Linked DNA regions of Homo sapiens: all the other regions are linked to region 3. A link is a loop called in an ENCODE intact Hi-C map of the cell type or tissue named here. Cell type or tissue: mammary epithelial cell. All regions are shown on one strand. Each heading gives the region's core, and the rest is flanking DNA. Links, peaks and the distances in the headings are about the cores only. Region 1 overlaps MYO18A (myosin XVIIIA). Region 2 overlaps TAOK1 (TAO kinase 1). Region 3 has its middle 21 kb from the start of TAOK1.

Evidence for each region. Peaks named below come from ENCODE experiments on the same cell type or tissue, not always from the same donor. Only the 100,000 strongest peaks of a DNase experiment are listed, where the experiment ranks them.
Region 1: it touches region 3 in a loop (21-fold over the local background); 5 of 110 quality-filtered maps call a loop at or near these places.
Region 2: a loop joins it to region 3, with 12 times the contacts of the local background. A loop is called at or near these places in 100 of 110 quality-filtered maps.

The regions. Positions count from the first base shown.
Region 1 is chr17:29,120,404-29,127,731 of GRCh38, reverse strand. MYO18A (myosin XVIIIA) reads left to right here. Exons shown (of 42, transcript NM_078471.4): 3 at 5,479-5,566; 4 at 5,775-5,881; 5 at 6,009-6,185; 6 at 6,521-6,734; 7 at 6,974-7,116. Among named protein-coding and RNA genes, the nearest start is that of MYO18A, 56 kb to the left of the region's middle. RefSeq lists an enhancer at 1-255. In mammary epithelial cell, for the core only: a CTCF peak has its summit at 3,487 (motif pointing left); a DNase peak (open chromatin) is centred at 3,481.
Region 2 is chr17:29,534,161-29,541,446 of GRCh38, reverse strand. It overlaps TAOK1 (TAO kinase 1), which reads right to left. Exons shown (of 20, transcript NM_020791.4): 19 at 7,147-7,286. Among named protein-coding and RNA genes, the nearest start is that of ABHD15, 29 kb to the left of the region's middle. In mammary epithelial cell, for the core only: a CTCF peak has its summit at 4,289 (motif pointing right); no DNase peak of the experiment used is centred there.
Region 3 is chr17:29,366,023-29,373,350 of GRCh38, reverse strand. No RefSeq gene overlaps it. Among named protein-coding and RNA genes, the nearest start is that of TAOK1, 21 kb to the left of the region's middle. RefSeq lists an enhancer at 3,067-3,326 and a silencer at 3,166-3,460. In mammary epithelial cell, for the core only: CTCF peaks have their summits at 3,038 (motif pointing left) and 3,398 (motif pointing left); a DNase peak (open chromatin) is centred at 3,110; H3K4me3 peaks cover 207 bases; H3K27ac peaks cover 264 bases.

The sequences.
Region 1 (7,328 bases), core at 1,157-6,156, 250 kb after region 3:
CCAGGGTCGTGTGCTGATGGCCGGCAGGGGCTGCATGGCTTTCCCTAACCCAATGCGGACCCTGCAGTTGCCTGGGCTCTGGCCTGGCGGCTGGGATGGAAACTGCTAAGCAGCATGTTGGCCTTGCCATAGGGAGTCAGGGCCTGGTCCCCAGCTACATGGCGCCAGCTTGAGGCCTGAGACCCAAACCCGAGGATCAGAGTCTCAGCAGATCAGTTCCAGGAGGAAAGACTGTTTTCTCAAGTCAGGGATCTGGGCTTGCATTCCCAGCCACTCATCCCCTGGGACCTCAGCAAAGTCCCATCTCAGACTTCCTCTGTTGAGTGGGGATAATACAGGTCCAAAATTTCTTCTCTGATACCCTGGGTGTGGCAGTATTTTGGAAATTAGTAATCTTTGTATTTTAGTGCCATACAGTATACATAATGAGCAACAACGTGTAACAAACATTAATATTTCCAAAGCAAAATCTATGAATATTCACACTACAGGGGCATAGAGGATAAACTGCCAGGTTTTGCCGCCAAAATAGTTAAGAAAAATATTTTGTTTGGGGGGGCTTTTGGGATTTTGGAATTGCAAATAAGGGTTAATAAGGGTTTTAAGTAACCAGAAGATTAGAAATGATACAGATAATGCTCCAAGCCGGTCCCTGGCATGGTGGGTGCTCCATAAATGGTAGCGTTGATAGTGGTGCTAATAACAGTTGTTATTGATGCCCTCACTGCCATCACTGCCTTCTTTAGGCCTGGCCAGCATGACCATCTGGCAGCAGGACTCTTGAGGAGCCCTGTGCTTGGATGGCAGATGGGTACAGTGGGCCCCTTGGGATATAGGGGCAACCCTATCTTCCCAGAAAGTGTTCTCTGGGTGGGGCAGGAGGCTGAGAAGCAGGAGGGAGGGTCAGTCCAGCCTCTTTCCCTTGGAAAGTGTTGCCTTCTTGGCTGGCCTCTGAGTTGGGGACAGTTCTCTTCAAGCTTCCCTTTTTTGGACCCTGCTGAGGCCTCCCAGGGTGTGGGAGAGGAGCATCAAGTTTTGCCACTACTTCCCTGTGCTCATGCAGGCTCCTTCTGGCTGGAAGGAGAGGGGTCTGGAGGGTATGGGGGAATAGCCTGAGAGGCCTTGAGGCCCTCCCTGACTGTTACCTCCTGGGACCTGGGGAGCCTTGTTGCTCCCCATTCTTCCTGGGCATTGCAGCACTTAGAGAAAAGCCAGCCGCCGCTTCCCCCACCCACCTGGCCCACTCTGTGAATCAGGGAAGTGCCTGTTCCTGCTCACAGGGAGGAGCTGGCATGGGCATTTTGGGCAGGGTATGGGCAGAACTGTTGGTCGCTCTGGAGAACCCATAAGCAGGTGGGGAGTGTCGTGGTCCTGTTCCCGGGCGGCTGCCCTCCCCTCCCTCCTCCCCGTCCCTCCTCCCCGTCCCTCCTCCTCTCACAAGGGAGGAGATGGGAGCTGAGACATGCCCTGACCTGGAGTTTAGCCACCTGTCACCTGGGCCTGGGGAAGGGTCCAGAGGGCAAGTGGGATAATAGGGCCATTTGGTGCTCAAGATAGGCAGGTGGGAAGAAATAACCCCAGAACTCCCAGGCACTTGTTCTTTTTTTTCTAATCTGATGGTTTAAAAACTCAGATTGCCGCGCGGCTTGCTCCCTGGCGCTGCTCCCCTTCCCTAGTGGGTCCCAGTGGCTTCCTGGGCTGGGAGCTCCGCATGCTGTGGCCTCTCCATTTCTGGGCTGGGACTAATAGTGGTTTAACCTTTAGGCAGGAGCTGCCAAGGTCCAGCTGACCCCCGTGGAAGAGGCCCACCAGCGGCTGGAGAGGATCTTCACAGCTTCTGTAATGCCACTCTTGTGTGTGGGTCCCAGTCCCTGGCCGCCCTCTTCCTGAGGCTGGCGGCAGGACCCTGTGTGTGTCTGTAGGCGCGCTGACCATGAAGATGGCTCCATGGCGGCCTGTGGGCCCTCATGTTGGGCTCTCTCTTAAAGAAATGAGAGAAGTGCTCTGGGGAGAGTGGTTCCTCCAGAGAGCCCAAAGTCCTGTGCATGTGGGAGGGCACCCCTCCTCGCTCAGGGCCCAGTCCCTTTCTCTGGCCACATTGTCCTGCCTCGAGGACATGTGTTGGTGTCAGGGCCTGGCGGGTGGTAAGGAAGGTTGCTGTCGCTATTTTTGGTGACCTGGCTCTCTAGACCCAGGTGGGGCCTGATAACTCCTTGCCGATTTCTAACAGGTAACATCCAAGTCCTGGTTGACTTGCCTTCCTCCCCAGAAAGGCTTTTCAGGGCTTTAAGTAACCAGAGAGGTCACGGCTGGCCACAGGGTTTGCCCACAGTGCCTTTGCTCTTGGGCAGCTGTCAAGTGGTCCCCAGGTTGGATCTAGATGGGGTCGGTGTGCCTGGCTGGCAGAGGTGGGAGTGCTATAGGGTACGTCGGGGTTGAGGAAGAGATTCTAGACTGCAAGCTGCTGGGAGCTGTGTTCTATGAGAGGTGCAGGGCGACAGCTCTGAACACAGCCCTTGGCCTAGGGAGTGGCACCCTTGGGCTGTGTTAGAAGGCAAGGAACAGCTCTGTGCTGGTGGCCACAGGGGAGCTAGGCTGAGAAATGCTCTGGAGATAAGGCAAGAGGCTGGCAGGGGGCCCAGGCCTTGGGTGTGGTGAGGTGGCCTGACCTGGTAGACACACAGAAGAGGGAGCCTGATTCAGAATAGACCGGATGGCCAGCCCAGGAGAGACTGCGGCCAGAGGCAGAGTGGCAGACTCCTGCCCGGGCCACCGGGAATGACTTAGAGGAGCATCTCCTCTGAGAGGCCTGATGGTCACTAGTGTCTCTTCACCTTCCTGGCCTCTCCTTGACTGGGTGCAGTTCACCTGCTCAGGCCAGGTCCCAGGTCCTGGCACCAAGCTCCCCCACCTTCACCCCGAGCCTTGGACAACTAGAGAGTGCCGGCCCACTTGACTCAGGAGCACTTGCTGAAGGGGGCGTGCCAGTGGTCTGCTTATCTTCACCCTTCTTCTCTCTCTCTCCTTTGCTTGCTGTCGGTAGCTGGACTCTGAGGCCGCCTCTCATGCCCACAGCCAGGTAGGGTGCTCTCCCCCCACTCAGGAGCCCTCCGCTCCCTCCAGTGACCACCTAGCCCCACTGGCCTGCACCTGGGCTGGCGTCTGTGCTCGGGCCTCCTGCTGGAGTGTAAGGCCTCTTTCCCCTCCAGGCTCCCACCCTGTGTCTGGGAGGACCCCAGCGGGAGGTAGTGCCGGGAGCTTGAGATGGTGCAGCTCTGTGTCAGGCCCCTGGGGAGCATCTAGACCGAGTGTCGCCCTTCAAGTTGGGCCCATGTGGCATGTGGTTCTCAGCCACTGGAGCCCAAGGGGGGCCTGGTTGAGTTCTAGGTGTTTCAACTCTGCTCACTCTGGAGAGAGAAAGCTGGAAAGGCAGAATCTCTGCCCTCTTCCCAGCCCATGCCTGAACGTGAGACATTCTCTGTCTCCACCTCCTGGCCAATGTGAGAAACCCATTTTCAGATGAGCTTTAAGGGAGTTAGTTACAGGCTATGATGTCACCTTATTCATCAGTCCCCAAATACCTGGCCCATAGAAGGTGTCTATTCAACATAAAGGTCTCCCCTGTCTTATGTGATTTGAGAAAAAATATATATATACAACATTGTAATGATTTTTTTTTTTTTTGAGATGGAGTCTCGCTCTGTCGCCCAGGCTGAACTGCAGTGGCGCAATCTCGGCTCACTGCAAGCTCCACCTCCTGGGTTCACGCCATTCTCCTGCCTCAGCCTCCCAAGTAGCTGGGACTACAGGTGCCCGCCACCATGCCCAGCTAATTTTTTGTATTTTTAGTGGAGACAGGGTTTCACTGTGTTAGCCAGGATGGTCTCGATCTCCTGACCTCGTGATCCACCCACCTCAGCCTCCCAAAGTGCTGTGATTACAGGTGTGAGCCACTGCACCTGGCCATGATTTTTATAGTTATAGTTCTTCAAATATAAAGAACTAGCCTTTTTAATGTCCTCACTTAACACACCAAAATGTGGCCAGCCACGTGGTGATCCTCCTATTCAGAGTTATTTCATGGGTCCATGAAACCCGGAGATCTGGGAGCCACTGGTGCAGCCCAGCCCTCCTACTCCAATCTGGGGAAGGGCCGTCCAGCACTGGAGGGATCTGTCTAAAGCCAGAAGCCAACCTGAGAGGAGAGCCCACGTCTCCTTTACTTTCAACTCCAAGAAATGTGACAAAGAACATACTTCTTATGTTTTCTTATCTTTTCCTGATTTCTCACCCAGGGGGTCAGGACCCAGCCAGTGTCCATGCCTGGGCCTCAGGTTTCAGGCTGACTGTGCCTCACAGCTGGGGCCCTCCGAGAGTGTAGGGGCTCGGGCTAACCTGAGGGTGGGTCCATGCCACTGGGGTGCCCATCCCCCACCCGGGGCACGGGATGACCTTGCTGCCATTTCGCCCACACACAACAAGAGGAGCCCGATGGGCCCTGGGTCCCTCGTCTGTTTCCCCAGCTCCCCCAGACACCGTTTCTTCCCAGTTCAAGTGTCCTTCTTAGAGGGTGCCAGGTTTGACAGCCCCACACCGTCAGTACCTATGAATGCTTATGTCTGAGTTGGTGACCTCCTGAGGCCTCTGGGGGCTTCTAGCCCCTTTACACCACTCCTGTGCCCATCTGTATAACGTGTAAGCCTCTCCCTGTGTTTGACAGGGCAGGGCTGCCCCTACCCCCATATCTCTGGCCGCACTGCCTCGTGCCTTTGTATGGCATTAGCGTGTCCACTAGGTCTGTGTGACAGGGGTCTTTGCTGATGGCGGCATGGAGAAGGAGCAGGGAGGCTGATGTGTGCACCTGGGCACTGTCCCCCGGTCCGGGTAGAGCACCCTCTGGAGGGGAGGGCCAGGGCTGAGGCCAGGGCTCTGAGCCCACCTATCATTCTGTACTGCGAAGTCCAGGCGACTCCCCGCTGAGATCTGAGGACATGCCCTCTCCCAGCTTGGCAAAGGAGGCCCTATCATTTGGATGAAGGGAGAAGCTGGGCACGGAAGATCCTAGTAGCTGTGGCTAGGGTCTAGGGCCTTGGACTCAGGACACTGATCTCCTGGGCTTGACAGGGTGGAGGAGCAGAGGGTGGCTGAGGGAGAACCTGGTGATTTGCTTTCCTGGGGTCTCCTCTTTCCTGGGCACAAGATCCCTGTGTCCCTGTCTTGCCAGACCCTCACTGATGGTACGGTCTCTAGCCTTTGTGTCCTGTCCTCAGGGCTCCTTAGAGCCACCCTTGCCTCCTAGCTTCCCCACCCTCTTTCCCAGACACCTCTGATGTCCCTGTGTTCTGTGTCTGTCACCTAACTCATTCCTTGCCCAGTGGCTTGTCTCAAAGCCCATGCCCTCACTTGTCTCCCCTCTACGGCTGTCCTTGTCCCTGTCTTCCATAGCAGGGCCTGTTTATTCTTCTCTCTCTCTGACAGGCGAAAACAGAAGAACAGATTGCAGCAGAAGAGGCCTGGAATGAGACGGAGAAGGTGTGGCTGGTCCATAGGGACGGCTTCTCACTGGGTGAGTCTCAGAGGGTCTGGGGGCACATGTCAGGACTCACTGGTCTCAGGGCTGGGCAGCGAATGTGCCTTCTGCATCTGGTGAGGGCTGAGCAGTGAGCAAGGAGAGGCTGGTGATGCAGTGGGGGGGAGGATAGGACCGAGAAGTTCCCAAGTGGAGTAGCAGAGGCTTCCCAGGCCCATCCCAGCTGTCTGTCCCTCCCCTGCAGCCAGTCAACTCAAATCTGAGGAGCTCAACTTGCCTGAGGGGAAGGTGCGTGTGAAGCTGGACCACGATGGGGCCATCCTGGATGTGGATGAGGATGACGTTGAGAAGGTAGGTGGGCAGGGGGCTGGGTGTGGGGGAGGAGGCTCAGGAGTGCACTGGGCAGGGCAGGCCCATCCTCTGGCAGCGGAGATGGGCTCTGCTGCTCTAATACCCACCCGCCTGTCCTCCCACACAGGCTAATGCTCCCTCCTGCGACCGTCTGGAGGATCTGGCCTCACTGGTGTACCTCAATGAGTCCAGCGTCCTGCACACCTTGCGCCAGCGCTATGGCGCTAGCCTGCTGCACACGTATGCTGGCCCCAGCCTGCTGGTTCTTGGCCCCCGTGGGGCCCCTGCTGTGTACTCTGAGAAGGTGCAGCACCCTCAAGGCTACCCTGCAGACTCCTGGTCCCACCCCCTGCCCTGGCTCTCTGCCCTTCCCCTGTGGCACCCCACTGGGCTCCTGTCCACTCTCACAGTTGACCTTGGGAAGAGGAGTCATTTCAAGAGATGGGGGACAGGACCTCCCCACAACCTTTGATGGAGTCCAGGACTTAGTGTCTTCATTTCCATGCATGGCCTTGGCCTTGGAATCCCTGGGCACTACAGGAGGGAAAATCCAGAAAGATGTGGACCTTGGGGGTGAGGGGTGTCTTAATGGGATCAGCTAAGAGCCAACCCCTTCTCTCCCTTGCTCTCCTGCCCAAGGTGATGCACATGTTCAAGGGTTGTCGGCGGGAGGACATGGCACCCCACATCTATGCAGTGGCCCAGACCGCATACAGGGCGATGCTGATGAGCCGTCAGGATCAGTCAATCATCCTCCTGGGCAGTAGTGGCAGTGGCAAGACCACCAGCTGCCAGCATCTGGTGCAGTACCTGGCCACCATCGCGGGCATCAGCGGGAACAAGGTGTTTTCTGGTGAGGCAGGGACAAGGGAGAAAACTGAAAGTGGGGTGAGGGGAGGGGAGTGAGGAGAGAGCACCCTCTTAAGTGCCAGCTCTTTTTCTCCCTGGCCTTTCCATCCCCCCGAAACCCCTCTGTCCACGGGCAGTTCTGGTCTGAATGGCCCCAAGCCTTCATACCTCTGGGGTAGCTCCTAGCTGGGGGATAAGCTGCCCCTGGCTTTCCTGATATCCCCTTGGGCCTGTATTCTGCAGTGGAGAAGTGGCAGGCTCTGTACACCCTCCTGGAAGCCTTTGGGAACAGCCCCACCATCATTAATGGCAATGCCACCCGCTTCTCCCAGATCCTCTCCCTGGACTTTGACCAAGCTGGCCAGGTGGCCTCAGCCTCCATTCAGGTGAGAGTGCTGCCCAGGACTCGGGGTAGTAGGACACAGGCCACATGATTTCATGACCTAGACATCAGGCTCTCTCCCATGCCTCATTTTCCTGGGATTCTACCCTAACAAAATTGACCCAGGCATGGGCAGGGTTGGCCTGCACTATCCAGAGGCATCACCATTCTGCCCTCAGGGCCTCCTGCCCTGGATGGGGCCAGTCCAGCTTTCTG
Region 2 (7,286 bases), core at 2,287-7,286, 170 kb before region 3:
GGAATTATGATTACATTAAAGTCAAAAGTCCTATCTAGGCCGGGCGCGGTGGATCACGCCCATAATCTCAGCACTTTGGGAGGCTGAGGCGGGTAGATCACTTGAGGTCAGAAGTTCGAGACCAGCCTGGCCAACATGGTGAAACCCCATCTCTACTAAAAATACAAAAATTAGCCAGGCGCGGTGGCACACGTCTGTAATCCCTGCTTCTTGGGAGGCTGAGGCAGGAGAATCACTTGAACCTGGCAGGCAGAGGCTGCAGTGAGCAGAGATCACACCACTGCACTCCAGCCTCGGCGACAGACTGAGACTCCATCTCAAAACAAACAAACAAATAAACAAAACAAAAATTTTTTTCATGGGAAGCAAATACAAATAAAAAATTGCAATAGAATGGGTTAAGATATTTATAAGGTACTACAGAAATAAAAAATGTATCAAGGCCGGGCGTGGTGGCTCATGCCTAGTAATCTCAACATTTTGGGAGGCCGAGGTGGGTGGATCACTTCAGGCCAGGAGTTTGAGACCAGCCTGGCCAAGATGGTGAAACCTCGTCTCTACTAAAAATACAAAAATTGGCCGGGCACAGTGGCTCACGACTGTAATCCCAGCACTTTGGGAGGCTGAGGCAGGCAGATCACTTGAGGTTGGGAGTTCGAGACCAGCCTGACCAACATGGAGAAACCCCGTCTCTAGTAAAAATACAAAATTAGCCGGGCGTGGTGGCACATGCCTGTAATCCCAGCTACTCGGGAGACTGAAGCAGAAGAATCGCTTGAACCTAGGAGGCGGAGGTTGCGGTGAGAAGAGATAGCACCATTGCACTCAAGCCTGGGCAAAAAGAGTGAAACTCCATCTCAAAACAAAAATAAAAACAAAAACAAAAAACAAACAACCCAAAAACAAAAAGAAAAATTAGCCGGGAGTGGTGGCAGGTGCCTGTAATCCCAGCTACTCAGGAGTCTGAGGCAGGAGAATCACTTGAACTTGGGAGGCGAAGGTTGCAGTGAGCCAAGATGGGGCTACTGCACTCCAGCCTGGGCAATAGAATGGGACTTAGTCTCAAAACAAACAAACAAACAAACAAACAAACAAAAACAGAAAAAAGTATTGAACGGTTTGCTCTATAGGGGAGGAAAAGTGGAGCAAATAAGTCTCAAAGAAGATGGTACAGACATACAGACATTTGGTATCTTTCCCTGAGAAGAATATTCCATGTTTAAGTCCTCCTTCAACCTTCATAAAAAATGCCTAATGCCTCTTTAATAACATGTTTTAGAATAACAATTTTCAAACTCTTCTTACTCCAGTCCATCCTGGCCTGTTTGTAATTTCTCCCAAACATTTCTTATTTTATCATTTCTCCATGCCTTTACACATTCCTTGTGTTTCTGGTTAACCTATTCTTCCTTCAGAAAGCACTCTTTATACCATCTCCCTGAGATTTCTTTGCCCCACTTTCCCTCCGCTATAGAGTACATCACTCCTATACTTTTGTATTTCTGCTATACTTTATAAATCTGTTATTATATTTTGCCACATTCTACTGCAATTTTTGCTTTTTTTCGAGACAGGGTCTTGCTCTGTCACCCAGGCTGGAGTGCAGTGGCGCGATCGTGGCTCGCTGCAACCTCCACCTCCCAGGCTCAGGCTATCCTCCCACCTTATCCTCCTGGGTAACTGGGTATTTCTACTAAAAATACAAAAATTGGCTGGGTGCAGTGGCTCACGCCTGTAATCCCAAGAGCTTTGGGAGGCTGAGGTACGAGGATCACCTGAGGTCGGGAGTTCGAGACCAGCCTGACCAACATGGAGAAATCCCATCTCTAGTAAAAATACATGATTAGCCGGGCATGGTGGCACATGCCTGTAATCCCAGCTACTCGGGAGGCTGAAGCAGGAGAATTGCTTGAACCCGGGAGCCGGAGGTTGCTGTGAGCCGAGATAGTGCCATTGCACTCCAGCGTGGGCAACAAGAGTGAAACTCCATCTCAAAAAAACAAAAAACAAAACAAAACAAAAAACAGGCATGCACCACCACACCCAGCTAATTTTTTGTATTTTTGGTAGAGAGGAGGTTTCACCATGTTGCCTAGGCTGCTCTCAAACTCCTGATCTCAAGCGATCCGGCCTCTTCTGCAATTTTTTGTTTCCTACACAAAAATATGTTTGTTTGTTGTTTTCTGAGACAGGGTCTGGTCTGTTGCCCAGGCTGGAGTGCAGTGGTGCAATCTTGGCTCACTGCAACCTCTACCTCTCAGGTTCAAGCAATCCTCCACACCTCAGCCTCCAGAGGAGCTGGTACTACAGGCGCACACCACTATATCCAACTAATTTTTGTATTTTTTTTTTGTAGAGACGGGGTTTCATCATGTTGCCAAGGCTGGTCTCAAACTCCTGAGCACCAAGTGATCCGCCCCACTCGGCCTTCCGAAGTGCTGGGATTACAGTGTAAGCCACTGCACCCACCCCCAAATTTTAATTCTTACTTAAAAACACTACTAACCATGATGTTAATACTAAGTGAAATCTTGAGAGAAAATTAAATGAGATGATTAAAAAAAGGTCATTTATACTCTGGAAATGCTACTACTTTTCATATATATATATTTCACATATAATTTAACATTTATAGTTGTGTTGTTATCTAAAAATTTAATGTAAATGAAGGATGAGAAACATTGAAACAAGACTTCATGTACATGTGAGGCTCATTTTGTCTCAAACTAAATGAACAATTTTTGGTTCACTTGGAGACTTACAACAATCTTCAAACAGAATGATTTTTCATCTAGAATCAACTAACATTCACTCCAGTTCCATTTCTATTTATTTTCAGATGTCTCCTTCTTATATGTATGTACAACCGGCAAGCATAAAGTGCAGAAATCACAGCTTTTAGGATTTTACAAAGTTTTTGTAGAGAGGTACAGGGTCTTAGTGATTGCTAATTGACCCCAGCCTGCCTTGTAGTCACATACTTTGCTTGAAAGGCAAAATATTAGCCATAAAAACCAAGTAACATCTTGAAGCACTATAGATGTACCATCCTATTGTTCTTTTACTCTTTTAAATACTAAATAATTGTATGCATTTTTCCATTATGAAATGAATAAAACCATATTTTAAAAAAGAAACAGAGAAAAAAATCAACCTATCACATTAACATAGCCACTACTAACATTACTTCAAGTAGGATTTGTCTTTTAAAATTTTGTTCAACACACCATAAACATTTTTCCATATTAATACTGGTTTTGCAGACATCATTTAAATGGCTGAATAAGATTTTTTTATTGGCTTGGCCATGTTTACCTTTTTTTTTTTTTTTTTTTTGAGATGGAGTCTTGCTCTGTCGCCAGGCTGGAGTGCAGTGGCGTGATCTCAGCTCACTGCAACCTCTGCCTCCCAGGTTGAAGCGATTCCCTTGCCTCAGCCTCCCAAGTAGCTGGAATTACAGGCACGCACCACCATGCCGAGCTAATTTTTGTATTTTTAGTAGAGACGGGGTTTCACCACGTTGGCCAGGCTGGTCTTGAACTCCTGACCTTGTGATCTGCCTGCCTCAGCCTCCCAAAGTGCTGGGATTACAGGCGTGAGCCGCCACACCCAGCCGTATCTCTATTTTAAATAGTTAGGTTGTTTTAAACTATTATAAAGTTGTTATAATTAACATATTTATGCAGTTTTTTTTTCCTGTAATTTGGATTTCTTTTCCTTTTTTCCTGTAATTTGGATTTCTTTTCCTCAAAGTTTTAAACACTTAACATTTACAAGGCTAAATATACAACTCCAGGCGCAGTGGCTCATGCCTGTAATCTCAGCACTTTGGGAGGCCGAGGTGGACAGATTGCTTGAGCCTAGGAGTTTGAGACCAGCCTGGGCAACATGGAGAAACCCCATTTCTATCCTTGCCCCCTCCAAAAAAAAAAAAAAAAAATCAGTGGTCATGGTGGTGCATGCCTGTAGTTGTGAGGCTGAGGTAGGAGGACCGCTTGAGCCTTGGGAAATGGAGAACGCAGTGAGCTGAGATTGTACCACTGGACTCTAGCCTGGGCAACAGAGTGAGTCTCTGTTGACACTTGAAAAAAAACAAACAAGTATATATACACCCAACTCCAAATTGCTTTCCAAGATGTATTAACACTGTATAAAAGTGTCACTGTACCTTCACCAATGAGTACTGATTTTATGCCTGCATTGTAATGGCTTTGTATTAACATGCAGTTTTTGGTTAGGATATTAAATAAGACTAAGATGCTAATTAGTGCTGTTTAACTGTTAACCACTAGGTGGAGCTAAAATTATAACCATACTTTAATAGTGCCAATATTTCTCTCATAACACCATTCTTGAAATATTATAGGGAGTTTTCCATTTAGTGATAATACTGAATCCTAAGAGAGAACTTTAGATTAAATTTCAAATATAAAAGATGGAATGAGATGGCCGGGCGCTGTGGCTCACGCCTGTAATCCCAGCATTTTGGGAGGCCGAGGCAGGCGGATCACGAGGTCAGGAGATCGAGACCATCCTGGCTAACACGGTGAAACCCTGTCTCTACTGAAAATACAAAAAAATTAGCCAGGTGTGGTGGTGGGCACCTGTAGTCCCAGGTACTCGGGAGGCTGAGGCAGGAGAATGGCGTAAACCCGGGAGGTGGAGCTTGCAGTGAGCAGAGATCACGCCACTGCACTCCAGCCTGGGCCACACAGCCAGACTCCGTCTCAAAAAAAAAAAAAAAAAGTTTGAATGACATGGATTTAGGAAATTTGCACATGGAAGAAGCTATATTTTTCAAGATTTATGTTTCTATCTTTCTCATCTTATTTATTTATTTATTTTTTGAGATGGAGTCTTGCTCTGTTGCCCAGGCTGGAGTGCAGTGGCGTGATCTTGGATCACTGCAACCTCCGCCTCCCAGGTTCACGCCATTCTCTTGCCTCAGCCTCCCAAGTAGTTGGGACTATAGGCACCCGCCATCATGCCCGGGTTAATTTTTTGTATTTTTAGTAGAGACGGGGTTTCACCGTGTTAGCCAGGATGGTTTCGATCTCCCCTGACCTCGTGATCCGCCCGCCTTGGCCTCCCAAAGTGCTGGGATTACAGGTGTGAGCCACCATGCCCCGGCCTCTCATCTTATTTTTTGAGACAGAGTCTCGCTCTGTTGCCCAGGCTGGAGTGCAGTGGCGCCATCTCGGCTCACTGCAACCTCTGCCTCCCAGATTCAAGGGATTCTCCTGCCTCAACCTCTGGAGTAGCTGGGATTACAGGCGCCTGCCACCACGCCTGGTTAATTTTTGTATTTTCAGTAGAGATGGTGTTTCACTATGTTGGCCAGGCTGGTCTTGAACTCCTGACCACAGGCGATCTGCTCCCCCAACCCTCGGCCTCCCAAAGTGCTGGGATTACAGGCGTGAGCCACTGTGCCTGGCCTTATCTTTCTCATCTTGAATGAGAAATAAAATTGAGATAATATTTAGATGCAAATACCTCTCAAAGAAGCCAGTAATAAAGACAGCTGTGCTAGAGAAATAGTAACATCTTATATCTTATTTAGGTGATTTTTTTAAAGATTTTTTTTGTTTTTTTGAGACAGGGTCTCGCTTTGTAACCCAGGCTGGAGTGCAGTGGCATGATCTCAGCTCACTGCAGCCTCAACCTCCTGGGCTCAAGTGATCCTCTCACCTTAAACCTCCCTAGTCGCTGGGACTATAGGTGTCTGACACCACACTTGGCCAATTTTTGTATTTTTTGTAGAGGCAGGGTTTTGCCATGTTGCCCAGGCTGGTCTTGAACTCCTGAGCTCAAGCGATCTGCTTGCCTCCGCCTCCCAAGTGCTGGGATTACAAGCATGAGCCACAACACCTGGTTTAAAAGATATTTTTTACTTTAATAAGGCATTCTATTTTTATCACAGGAACTATAGGAAATAGAGGAAAAATCTACAGGCCTATGGTCCAGAAACAATGACAACTTTAGGAAGATCATTAGGTAAGTATTAAATGCGATAACCGACGGACCTAAGACTACATCAGCTGTTGGGAATTTAAGACTCAAGAGTTCTGGAATGTATCTCTGAATCCTGGATACAATTGATAATCGACCACTGTTTTATTTATTTATTTATTTATTTTGAGACAGGATCTTGCCTGTTGCCCAGGCTAGAGTGCAGTGGTGCAGCCATGGCTTACTGAAGCCTCAACCTTCTAGGCTCAATCCATCTTCCCACCTCAGCCTCCCAAGTAGCTGGGACCACAGGAGTGAGCCACCACACTCAGCTAATTTTTAAATATTTGTAGAGATAGGGTCTCCCTGTGTTGCCCAGGCTGGTCTCGAACTCCTGAGCTCAGACGATCTTCCCGCCTTGGCTTCCCAAAGTGCTGGGAGGCCTAAGCCCAGCCTAATCTACCACTTCTTGCAACAAATGCCTTTCTTCTCTTTACCTCTCAAAATCTTCTGTCCATCGCCCTTTCCCTAATACACACACACACACACACACACACACACACACACACCTTAGTATCCTGAAGGATGGAAATTTGGGGATTCTAGTTCTATTTTCCAATATATCTGACAAGAATAATTCAGAAAAAAGTAAAGATGTGCATCTAGAAATAACATTTTTTCAGCCTGACTTTTCACCTGTGTGGAACTAATTTTACCTTCTGTCCCTCAGTAATCCTCTACCAATCTGTATAGCTCCAGGCCAAGGATGTATGAGTAAGGTAATATTCCTGATCCTTTGTCCCTGGCTCTCTCAGGCAATTAATGCAGCTCTCTTTCTTCACTAGTTAAGTCCTTCTCCAACCTCCTTAGGTAGAGCAAGCTAGGAACACAGAAGTGAGGAAAATAGAGCCATATCTGCTACTCTCAAATTCAGCTGACTGTCTTCACACACCCATATCTTTTCTCTAGCAATTACTACTTAATTATATTCCCTTGATTTCTGGAGCTCATTAATGATAAGGTTCATCAGTGAATCAGTAATTTTAAAGAAAAATCTGCTGCCATAACTAGAATTCAGGAAATGTGGTATTGTGAAAGAAATCTAATGTGACCTCTGCCAACATGAAAATATATTTATAAAACGCTTCTGACAAAAGCTAATTCGAAAACAATGATTTTTCCTTCTATTACTTATACCTTTTGTTCTAAGAGTGCCCTCCGGAGGGAGACCCTCTGTTCAAGCTCGCGAAGCTCTCGATCATGTTGTGCCTCAGCTTGCATCTTGATTTTGCTCTGATACGCATTCAACAGCTCCAGTTCCTGCTGCAGCTGCATCT
Region 3 (7,328 bases), core at 1,161-6,160:
GTACAAAGAGCATGGGAAAGAGAAATGCAGTGTCTGGAGTTGATTCAACAGATATTTACTGAAGGATTGCTAAATGTCAGTCACTATGTAAGGAATAGATAACAAATGCTTTGAGGAGTGTTAGGATGCCATGGGAGCCCATTGCAGGGCCATCCGAACAAGACATGGGATGTCAAGAAAGGCTTCTTAGAGGAAGGAAACTCCACATGGGACCAGATAGAGAAGTAGGAATAAAAAGGAGCATGGCAGGCTGGGTGCGGTGGCTCACGCCTATAATCCCAGCACTTTGGGAGGCCAAGGTGGGCGGATCACCTGAGGTCAGGAGTTTGAGACCAGCCTGGCCAACATAGTGAAACCCCTTCTCTACTAAAAATACAAAAAGTTAGCTGGGGGCGCGGTGGCTCACACCTGTAATCCCAGCACTTTGGGAGGCCGAGGCAGGTGGATCACGAGGGGAGGAGTTCGAGACCAGCCTAACCAACATGTTGAAACCCCGTTTCTACTAAAAATACAAAAATTAGCTGGGCGTGGTGGCACGTGCTGAGTAGCTGAGTAATCCCAGCTACTCAGGAGGCTGAGGCAGGAGAATTGCTTGAACCTGGGAGGCAGAGGTGGCAGTGAGCCGAGATCACACCACTGCACTTTAGCCTGAGTGACAGAGGGAGACTCCGTCTCAAAAAACAAAACAAAACAAAACAAAACAAAACAAAACAAAAAATTAGGTGGGCTTGCTGGCACATGCTTGTAATCCCAGCTACTCAGGAGGCTGAGGCAGGAGAATTGCTTGAACCCAGGAGGCAGAAGTTGCAGTAAGCTGAGATCGCGCCATTGCACCCCAGCCTGGGCAACAAGAGTGAAACTCCATCTCAAAAAAAAAAAAAAAAATTAGCTGGGCGTGGTAGCGGGCTACTGTAATCCCAGCTACTTGGGAGGCTGAGACAGGAGAATCGCTTGAACCTGGGAGATGGAAGTTGCAGTAAGCCAAGATCGCGCCATTGCCATTGCACTCCAGCCTGGACCAAAAAAAAAAAAAAAAAAAAGAGCATGGGATTCCAGGATCTGAAAGAAACTTAATGAGACTGCCAGAAAATGAGGGGGAATAGCAAGAGATATACAGGGACTATGTCATTCAGGTGCTAAAAACTGTAGTTACCATTTACTGAACACAGAACGGAACACTGTGCTCATTATTTTGTATGTATTAGTTTATTTAACCTTCTCAACAATTCTATGAGGTAGGAATAATTATTGTTCATATATATATATTTTGAGATGAAGTCTTGCTCTGTCGCCCAGGCTGAAGTGCAATGGCACAATCTCGGCTCACTGTAACCTCCACCTCCTGGGTTCAAGTGATTCTTCTGCTTCAGCCTCCCCAGTAGCTGGGAATACAGACATGTGCCACCATGCCCAGCCGATTTTTTTTTTCTTTTTTTGTATTTTTAGTACAGACAGGGTTTCACCCTGTTGCCCAGGCTGGTCTCAAATTCCTGAGCTCAGGTGATCCACCTGCCTCAGCCTCACAAAGTGCTAGGATTACAGGCGCCAGCCACCGTGCCGGTCCTCTTTTTTTTTTTTTTTTTGAGATGTAGTCTCGCTCTGTCACCCAGGCTGGAGTGCAGTGGCACAATCTCGGCTCACTGCAACCTCTATCTCCCAAGTTCAAGTGATTCTCCTGCCTCAGCCTCCCTAGTAGCTGGGATTACAGGCACCTGTCACCACGCCCAGCTAATTTTCTGTATTTTTACTAGAGATGGGGTTTCACCATGTTGGCCAGGCTGGTCTCCAACTCCTGACCTCAAATGATCTGCCTGCCTCGGCCTCCCAAAGTGGGATTACAGGTGTGAGCCACTGTGCCCGGCCTATTGTTTACATTTTTAAGATGAGGAAACCAAAACTCAGTGAGATTTACTAATTTACTAATAATCACATAACTAGCAAGTGGCCAAACTGCTAATAAATGAAATTATATTTACTTTGTGGGTCATATTCAGAATATAACGGTATTTATTTTAAGAGCAATGGGAAGCCATTGAAGGGTTTTAAAGCAAAATTGCATTTGGGAAAGATCATTCTTGCTGCAGAGTATAAAATGGATTGTAATGAGCAAAAGGAGACGTAGGGAGACCACTTGGGACCCCACTGCAGACCAGGTGAGAGATGGTATTAACTTGGACTAGGAGGACAACAGTGCTATGGATGTAATCATTCATTTATTATTTTGATCAATAAATATTGAATGAGCTCCCATGAAGAGTGCTAGGCAGTAAAGATACAAATTTGAGGCTGGGCACAGTGGCTCACACCTGTAATCCCAGCACTTTGGGAGGCCAAGGTGCATGGATCACGAGGTCAGGAGATTGAGACTATCGTGGCTAACATGGTGAAACCTCATCTCTACTAAAAATAAAAAAAATTAGCCGGGCGAGGTGACAGGCGCCTGTAGTCCCAGCTACTCGGAAGGCTGAGGCAGGAGAATGGCGTGAACCCGGGAGGCGGAGGTTACAGTGAGCCGAGATTGCACCACTGCACATTGCAGCCTGGGTGACAGAGCGAGACTCTGTCTCAAAAAAAAAAAAAAAGATACAAATTTGAGCAAAGTAGACATGGTCCCTGCCCTCAAAGAGTTTCTCTAAGAGATAGAATAGACAGGAATTAGTGGTGAGTTGCATGTGGTACTGATGGAAAATAAGTGGTCTGGGATGATTAACTGACTTCCAGTTGTCTCCGACACCTATGTTCCTTCTACCACACTACTTCCCCAAGGATTTGTATTGTAGATGAAGAGCAGGGGACTGAAGGGCAGAGTTATGAGGGAAGACCAAGGCGAATTTGGGAAGAGCTTGTATGCCATTCTCATCAACTCAGACTTTATTCTGGAAACTTTAGGGAGCCATTGAACATGTGTAAGCCAGGAAATAGCTTGGACAGATATATGTGTTAGCAAGATCAAGATTTCTTATCCTTTAACACTTAGAATTCCTACAGGGCTAACTAGGCAAGGATGAAAACATGCTAATCTTCTTTTCATATTCTACCCTCTAGTGGCAAGAGGAAAAACAGCAAGTCCAACTCCACAGGTTTGTAAGGAGCAGCCAGCTTTGATTTGCCCTGCACGTCATAGCTCAGAAAGTTTTGCTGCTCATACAATCCTCAGCAAAGACCATCCATTCATTCCGGGATTCCCCCAGCTCATGGACACAGGTCGGTCTCTAACTACAGACAGCCTTCTTCTGGAAACTCTCACCAGCCTGATTTCTAAACTCCCAGTCCACCTTCACATTGTTTGCCTGTTTTCAGTGCCTTTCCTCTGCAGATCTCTCAGTAGGCAGCCGTAAGGAGTCAGCAAAGGCTAACACGGCTGCCCTCAGCTGGAAACCTAGTGTAGTGCCTATTACATTTCTCCTGGAACCACTCCTTGTGAGAAAGGCAATTCAAACTCTATCTTAAGTGAGCATCTACTTCCTTTTCATCTGAGTTATAAAAGAATAGTGCCCCCTTTGGCTCAAATCTATGCAATGTGGAGGAAGAAAAGGCAAGAGCTAATCCTTGCCATGAATTCATCATTGTCATCGTCACCATTTCACCATTATCAGCAACAGACTCTAGAAACAACTTGGTGAAGGCTTGAAAATAGAGGGTAGAGCAGATATAGGGCAGCCTTCTCAAGGATATCTCCTCCTTTTTTTGAAAAGAGATGTTCTCTTTTTCTTGCATCTTTATTCTCAGTCCATTTGCCCTACAGCCTCTGTGCTTCCAAGATGAAGTTCTGATAAGTGTCTGCTGTGATAAGATAATAAGAGAGTCTATCTATGTAGCTTGGAAATAAACACTGGAATTGCTTCTCAAAAATCCAGATTGATTTAAACACCCTCTGGCAATGTTCTTTTGGCATCCTCCCCAATTTTAAATAACTTGGGTCACAGTTTCCTCCACTCATTGACTCAGCACTTCAGTGGCAAAGTGACCCTCTAAATTTCACCTCAGCTAAGATAGCTCCTCCACCTCCTAGAAGGATAATATTGTGAATTAAATGCTGATGCTGTTTCTGATTTAGCACATATGCACCACCCACAGACAATTTATTCTAGACTTTCTTTTAATGCCAGGGGCTTTAAGATTACTGATGAACAGATCCCTCCCCCATCCAAGCCCTCTATTCACCCAGGAATTTGCGATGGAAATAGTACTGTTGGCTGGAGTAGAGCGGCATACCAGTGCTTCTGAGAGCTGAGTGGCCGTTGCCATGGGGGCGAGTGTGTTTGTATAGAACTGCCTATACAAGGTGGCAGGATTGAGGGCTGCTTTTGATTCAGAGCTGATTAGAGTAGACCTGAGCCAGCCCCCTTATTTTACAGATGAGGAAACTGAGGCCCAAAGATTTAGTCAAATGACTTATTCAAGGTCTGAGGGCAAGGTAGAGACAGAGTTGGGCCTTTTGCAATGCATCACTCTTTCCAATAAAACACCCATTCTGGTTGAGTGGGTGCTCTTCCAGCCAGTTCCACTAATGCCACTATGTTATTACAGCACCATCAATCCAGGTGGAAGTGCCAGGAAACATGGTACAGGCAATAATGAGTATGTAAATATTCTTGCATTTGTATGCATGCATATGTTTGCATCAAATTACACGTGCACACCTGAGGGTGATTGTGCTAACTGGATGTTTTTATAGTTCTCTGATTACTGAAATTCCTTAAACCACCCTTTCCTCAAGTGAAATGCGAATAAGAAATAATACCTATCTCAAAGGATTAAATGAAATAATGAATTTAAAGTACTTAGCACAGTAGCTGGCATAATAAGTGTTTGATATTATATTGTTTCTATTATGTCTTTCTGCAATGGAATGTGTCAGTGACTGCCTTCCAGGCACTGGGCTAAATGCTTTAATTTTTCATTTAATATTTACAACACAGTCCTTTGAAATAGGTTCTTTTGTTATCTGCACAGCACTAATGAGAAAACTAGGCCTAGAGAGGTTGAATAACTTGCCTAAGGTCCCAGGGCTAGGAAGTGGCTGAGCAAGAATCAAAACCAGGTCTGTCTAATGTTAATGCCCTCAATTTAACAATTAGGTTGTACTGCCTCTCCTATAGAAAAGAGGAGACACAATGAATCTATTCTAGTGTTTTTGAATTTGTTTGCAAGAACTCTAAATCCAAATACATTAAATACAAATTGCATGTGGGGTGGACTGGCTCATCCATATAAATAAATTTTCATTAAACCCACTGAAACTGTAAGCAAAGGGTTTGTTTTCACTCCCCTTTAATTACAGTTTTTTATAGAGACCCTACTTAGGCATTTTGTATAAGAGACAATTGCCCAATGAATGCCATTTTATTCAATATCTTATTATTTCAAAACTCCATAGGTCTCCTCTTTTTTTTTCTTGCTTTGTCTCCCAGGCTGGATGCAGTGACGTGATCTCAGCTCACTGCAACCTCCACCTCCCGGGTTCAAGCAATTCTCCCTGCCTCAGCCTCCTGAGTATCTGGGATTACAGGCACCCACCACTACGCCGGGCTAATTTTTGTATTTTTAGTAGAGATGGAGTTTCTCCATGTTGGCCAGGCTGGTCTTGAACTCCTGACTTCAGGTGATCTGCCCGCCTCGGCCTCCCAAAGCACTGGGATTACAGGTGTGAGTTGCCGCGGCTGGCCCATAGTCTCCAGACCTATGTAAAAAAATACTAATCTAGGCCGGGCAAGGTGGCTCACCTCTGTAATCCTAGCACTTTGGGAGGACAAGGTGGGAGAATCACTCGAGTTGAGGAGTTGGAAACCAGCCTGGGCAACATAGTGAGACTTTGTCTCTACAAAAAATAAACAAAATTAGCTGGATGTGGTGGTGCATGTCTGTAGTTCTAGCTACTTGGGAGGCTGAGGTGGGAGGATTGCTTGAGCCCAAGAGGTTGAGGCTGCAGTGAGCCAGATCACGCCACTGCACTCCAGCCCGGGTGACGCAGTGAGACCCTGTCTGAAAAAACAAGAGGAGTTTAAAACCAGCCTGGGCAAAATAGGGAGACCCGTCTCTCTACAAAATATAAAAATAAATTAGCAGGCCAGGAGCAGTGACTCACGCCTATAAGCCCAGCACTTTGGGAGGCCAAGGCAGGCTAATCACCTGAGGTGGGGAGTTCGCAACCAGCCTGAACAACAGGTTTAGTAGAAACCCTGTCTCTACTAAAAGTACAAAATTAGCTGGGTGTGGTGGCACATGCCTGTAATCCCAGCTACTAGGGAGGCTGAGGCAGGAGAATCGCTTGAACCTGGGAGGCAGAGGTTGCTGTGAGCCGAGATCGCGCCATTGCACTCCAGCCTGGGCAACAAGAGCGAAACTCCATCTCAAAAAAATAAATAAGTAAATAAAAAATTAGCAAGGCATGGGGGCTTCCATCTGTGGTCCCAGCTACTTGGGAGGCTGAGGCAGGAGGATCACTTGAGCCCTGGAGGTCAAGGCTGCCATAAGCAGTGATCATACCGCTATACTCTATCTGGGTGACAGAATGAGACCCTGTCCCCCTACACACCCCAAAAAGAATATACCTATTTGTTTTCTATCTCCCCTACTAGATTGTAGGCTCCATATGAGAACAAGGACCATGGCTGCTTAGTTCATCAAGATATATGGTGAACCTAGCAGAATGCCTAGCACATAGTAAGCACTCATAAATAGTAGCTGATGTCATTATTCCTAGTGAACTCCCTTTTTCATTCTGCAAAATGGCTGTTTCAAAGCTATACCACTCTCTTCAAACTTCCTCCTCTAATCTTTACCTCCTTAAAATAGGATAGAAATTACTATCTTATTCTCTTTTTTTTTTTTTTCTGAGACAGAGTTTCGCTTTTGTTGCCCAGGCTGGAGTGCAATGGTGCGATCTTGGCTTACTGCAACCTTCGCCTCCCAGGTTCAAGTGATTCTCCTTCCTCAGCCTCCAGAGTAGCTGAGATTACAGTTGCCCGCCACCACACCCAGCTAATTTTTTGTATTTTTAGTAGAGATGGGTTTTCACCATGTTGGTCTCGAACTCCTGGCCTCAGGTGATCTGGCCGCCTTGACCTCCCAAAGTGCTGGGATTACAGGAGTGAGCCACCGCATCGGGCCACTATTCTCATTTTCTATAATCTCCTTAAATGCCCTGAATTTGAGTTAAACTGGACCACTTAACATTCCGTCACACCTCCAACCCACTGTTCGCACTATTCCTCTCCCAGAAATGCCCCCGTCTACTTCCCATCCCATATTGTCATGTTGTCCTTAAAGCTCAACTCAAAGGGCAAGCGCATTCCCTTTTTAGTTTTCCCTGATAGTCCACAATT